Regions from separate parts of the Homo sapiens genome. Here region 2 is linked to region 1. Evidence: chromatin loops called from intact Hi-C (ENCODE). Cell type or tissue: CD14-positive monocyte. All regions are shown on one strand.

The links. Peaks named below come from ENCODE experiments on the same cell type or tissue, not always from the same donor. Only the 100,000 strongest peaks of a DNase experiment are listed, where the experiment ranks them.
Region 2: it touches region 1 in a loop (3-fold over the local background); 9 of 110 quality-filtered maps call a loop at or near these places.

The regions. Positions count from the first base shown.
Region 1 is chr17:10,225,571-10,228,070 of GRCh38, reverse strand. No RefSeq gene overlaps it. Among named protein-coding and RNA genes, the nearest start is that of GAS7, 28 kb to the right of the region's middle. In CD14-positive monocyte, CTCF peaks have their summits at 835 and 1,034 (motif pointing right); a DNase peak (open chromatin) is centred at 1,030.
Region 2 is chr17:9,981,186-9,983,685 of GRCh38, reverse strand. GAS7 (growth arrest specific 7) reads left to right here. Exons shown (of 14, transcript NM_201433.2): 3 at 1,802-1,882. Among named protein-coding and RNA genes, the nearest start is that of RCVRN, 77 kb to the right of the region's middle. RefSeq lists an enhancer at 2,035-2,500. In CD14-positive monocyte, a CTCF peak has its summit at 1,311 (motif pointing right); no DNase peak of the experiment used is centred here; H3K27ac peaks cover 1,656 bases.

The DNA.
Region 1 (2,500 bases):
CATCAGTTCCAGAAAAAATGGCTCAGGCTACAGCCTGACGGGGCTACAAGGCTACAACCAGGGACTCTCAGCCTCAGTTAGAGCAGAAATGAGGAAAAATGGGAGACAGAAGATGCTTTTTATATACGAGAGGGGGTTCAATTCTGTGGTACCAACCACTTCTTTTTTTTTTCTTTCTTTCTTTGTTTTTTCTTTCTTTCTTTTTTTTTTCCAGACAGTTTCGCTCTTATGGCCTAGGCTGGAGTGTGATGGCGTGATCTCGGCTCACCACAACCTCCGCCTCCCGGGTTCAAGCGATTCTCCTGCCTCAGCCTCCTGAGTAGCTGGGATTATAGGCATGCGCCACCACGCCCGGCTAATTTTGTGTTTTTAGTAGAGATGGGGGTTTCTCCATGTTGGTCAGGCTGGTCTCAAACTCCTGACCTCAGGTGATCAGCCCACCTTGGCCTCCCAAAGTACTGGGATTACAGGCGTGAGACACTGTGCCCGGCCGGTACCAACCATTTCTAATCATGATTACTAAACACCACCCTGGTCCAGCGCACCCTAATCTCTCACTTGCATCAGAACAACAGCCTCTTAATGGCCTCCCCACCTCTGCCCCTGCCCTCTACTGCAGGGGTCCCCAACCCTCGGCCCCGGACCAGTACCAGTCCATGGCTTGTTAGGAACTGGGCTGGCCACGCAACAGGAGGTGAGCAGTGAGCAAGCCAGCGAGGCTTCATCTGCCAGGGCTTCTGATTTTGCAAGAGAAATCACATGTCTGGATTTTTATGTCAAATCCAACGCTTATGTATTGGCAAGTAAAGTTTTTCTTTAACATGGAGCTGGCCAAATAAATTAGAGGCACCAAATCTCTCATTTGTGGCCCCTGGTTTTGTGGAAAGGAGTGGTGCCACATTTGGAAAGTGGACTCCAAAGTCTGATGATGAGGCCCTAAGAGTCTTGCGTGGAGTGGGGGTGGGAGGTGGGGCCCGCAGCCCCCAACCTGGGCCTCTGGTTTACATGCCCGGCCACGGCCACTAGGGGGAGCTCAAGGCTTCCTCCCCTCTGATCACACCTGGGCAACTCTGCATCCCCTAGGAGCCAACAGCCAGGAACTCAGTCGCTCTGCAGGGCGAGGGGAGGTGCACAAGCAAAGTGGCCCAAGACTCTCAGGCCCACATGGCAACTTCTCTTTGGACTTCCCTTGGGATTTCTCTTGGGAGCTCCCTGTGTTGGAATTGTTCTGGCTCCTCTAGTTGTATTCCTGCCTCTCAGACCCTTGGTATCCAGATGCACTTGAGCAGCGTCCACCTGCAATAGCCAAGCAGGAACAGGCCAGGAGGAGAGGAAGGGAGCAGGAAGGCCCAAGCTGGGGTTATGACCAGAAGCTTCAGCACACACACTGGGGAGGACTGAATATCTGTTTCCTTAACCAACATTGGAGGACAGGCAGCTTATCAAGAATAGGGGGACTTGGAGGTGGGCGCACTGGCTCACACCAGTAATCCTACCACTTTGGGAGGCAGAAGTGGGCAGATCATCTGGGGTCAGGAGTTCAAGACCAGCCTGGCCAACATGTCGAAACTCCATCTTTACTGCAAATATAAAAATTAGCCAGGCGTGGTGGTGCATGCCTGTAGTCCCAGCTACTCGAGAGGCTGAGGCAGGAGAATTGCTGGAATCTAGGAGGCAGAGGTTGCAATGGGCTGAGATCATGCCACTGCACTCCAGCCTAGGCAACAGAGCAAGACTCCTTCCCAGGCAACAGAGCAAGACTCCTTCCCAAAAACAAAAACAACACCAAAAAAAGAATAGTGGGACTTGGCGACCGGGACTACTATGATCTGAATGTTTGTGCCTCTCCAAAATTCATGTGTTGAAACCTAACCCTCAATGTGTTGGTATTAAGAGGTGGGGCCTTTAGGAGGTGATTAGGTGATTAGGAGGTGAATGAGGTTGGTGCCTTTATAAAAGAGACTTGAAGGAGCTTGTTCGCCTTCCTCACCATATGAGGAAACACAGAAGGTGCCTTCTATGAGGGATGGGCCCTCACCAGACACTGAGTCTACTGGCACCTTGATCCTGGGCTTCCAGCCTCCAAAATGTGAGACAGAAACATCTTTTGTTTATAAATTACTCAGTCTGTGGCATTTTGTGACAGAGACTTGAACAGGCTAAGACATGGCCCAGTATCCTCTGTCTCATAGTTACTAATGCTCTCAGGAGGGAGGTGGTATCTCTGTTTTTGTAGACAAGGACAACAGACTTGGAGAAATGACAAACCCAAGGCCACATAGCTGTGAGTGGTGGGATTTCGTTGGAACCCAGGGCTGTGTTATGCAGGAAACTGCGTTCTGTCTACTCCACAGCTCAGCCCAGGAAAGAATGCCTAAGTGAACCATAAAAGCACAGGGTCACACCCGTGGTACTAGAAGGGAACTTTAAAGTCACTGAATTTGATGTCCCTTCAGACCTGACACCCTTCTTTATTGCTTCTAACTATTGGTCACTAGTG
Region 2 (2,500 bases), 240 kb after region 1:
CCTCCTGAGTAGCTGGATTACAGGCACACACCATCGCGCCCAGCTAATTTTTGTTATTTTTAGTGGAGATCGGGTTTCACCATGTTGGTCAGGGTGGTCTCGAACCCCTGACCTCAAGTGATCCACCCGCCTCGGCCTCCCAAATTGCTGGGATTACAGACATGAGCCACCGCGCCCGGCCTATTTTCATTTTTTGAGACAGGGTCTTGCTCTGTCACCCAGGCTGGAGTGTAGTGGCGCCATCATGGCTCACTGCAGCCTCGACTTCCCAGGCTCCAGTAATCCTCCCAGCTCAGCCTCCTGAGTAGCTGGGACCACAGGCACGTGCTACCACACCTGGCTAATTTTTGTATTTTTGGTGGAGATGGGGTTTCACCATCTTGCCCAGGCTGGTCTCAAACTCCTGAGTTTAAGCAATTCACCCACCTCAGCCTCCCAAAAGTATTGAGATAAGACGCATGAACCACTGTGCCTGGACAGATTTTGGAAAGGTATTCACAAAAATTTATACATAAAAAGAATCTATAGTTTGATTTTGTCTCATTTTAAAGAGAAACATATGCTTAGAAAACAAATCAACATATGGATACCAAAATGTTGATGGTGATGACCTCTGAATGGTGGGATGATGGGTGATATTTATTTTTGTGTGTTTTCCTGCATTATCAAATTGTATGTAGTGAGAAAGTATTATTTTTATCACTAGATAACTTCATAAGAAGTCTCTGCTCATGGCAGTGAAATGGGTAAAGTAGTGTTTGGGGGACAATACTATAGCTTGCAGTATTAGTTTTCTCTCTTTCTTTGCTTTCTTTGCTTTCTTTCTTTCTTTCTTTCTTTCTTTCTTTCTTTCTTTCTTTCCTTTCTTTCCTTTCTTTCCTTTCTTTCCTTTCTTTCTTTCTTTTTTTTTGAGGCAGAGTCTCATTCTGTCTCCCAGGCTGGAGTGCAGTGGCACAATCTCGGCTCACTGCAACCTCTGCCTCCCAGGTTCAAGGGTTCTCCTGCCTCAGCCTCCTGAGTAGCTGGGATCACAGGCACGTGCCACCACGCCTGGCTAATTTTTGTGTTTTTAGTAGAGACAGGGTTTCACCATGTTGGCCAGGCCGGTCTCGAACTCCTGACCTCAAGTGATCTGCCCACCTAGGCCTCCCAAAGTGCTGGGATTACAGTTGTGAGCCACTGTGCCCGGCCAGTTTTATTTCTGATTAGAGCCTGTAGCAGGGCATTGGAAGAGAGAGAGGTGACCAGGCAAATTCAGCAGTTACAGCTCAAATGAGACTTAGAACTGCGAAATCAGGAAGAAACTTGGAAGTCACCACCAGGTGGCAGAGGGCCCCTGTCTCTTTACAGGCTCCTGCACCTCTGTGCTTTGGAGTTTCAGGTAACAGTGGACATTTGGGGAGAAATACCTGGTTGGCAACTTCAGGGTTCCAGGAGAAGAGTCCAGAGCCCCGAGACAAAGTAGGGGTGAATGAAGAGGCAGGTTGGGGCAGAGGATATTTTAGAGGATCTTGACATCTCAACAGGAAGTCCATCTCCTTCTGGCCCCAGCCTCATCAAGAAGGGCCCCCAGCAAAAACAAGCTCTGTGGTCATGGGATGGTGGAAGGGGGCAGGGGCCAGGAAGGGAGATGGATGGATATGGGAGCAGAAAGCAGGGTCCTGTCTGGCCAGGGTTGGGGAGGAGGGCGATTGGCTGTCTCTCTTTTTCTCCAGCTCTGAGCATCTCCTTCTGCTCTGTGAAACTCAGGTTCTGCCCTGTGACATTCTCAAAGTGATTTTCTTTGCTCTTCTTTCACCAGAGACCACCTGGGAACGTCCCAGCAGTTCTCCTGGGATTCCAGCCAGCCCTGGCTCTCACAGGAGCTCTCTGCCTCCAACAGGTAATGTCCGCTGTCTGCTTTGGGGCAACTGGGAGGGCCCTGATGCCACATTCAGTGGAGAGGCTGAGATGATGGGTCCTGGGTCTTAAACCTGGCTGATGTAGCAAACCCAGGGAGGGGTTGGGCCTGGGAGAGGGTCCCTTAGGCCTGCTGCCAAGCAGGTTGGTGTCTCCCTGGCAGTGCCAGCAGCAGCTCTGGTGGCCTCCTGCACACTCCTCCTCAGGCGCTTAGTGGGAGGAGATGGCTGGGGGAGGTGAGGTGTCAGAGCTCTTTCCTGTCTGTCAGGGGCAGGAAGACCTGAAGTGTGGACAGAACCACCCTATGTGGCTCTTGTGGACATCACGGAGTAGAAGCTAAAAGGAGGTAGATGTTTACAAGGCAGCTTTCAAATAAAACACCTGAAACAGTGTGAGGGAGACCTTTTGAGGGTGTGAGTTCCCCATCTGCAAAGGTAATCAAGCAGAGGCAGTTGAGATGGACGTTCTTTTTTGTTTGTTTGTTTGTTTCTCTTTTGAGACAGGGTCTCATTCTGTCACCCAGGCTGGAGTGCAGTGGTGCAGTCTCGGCTCACTGCAACCTCCCCTTCTGGGTTCAATGGATTCTTGTTCCCCAGCCTCC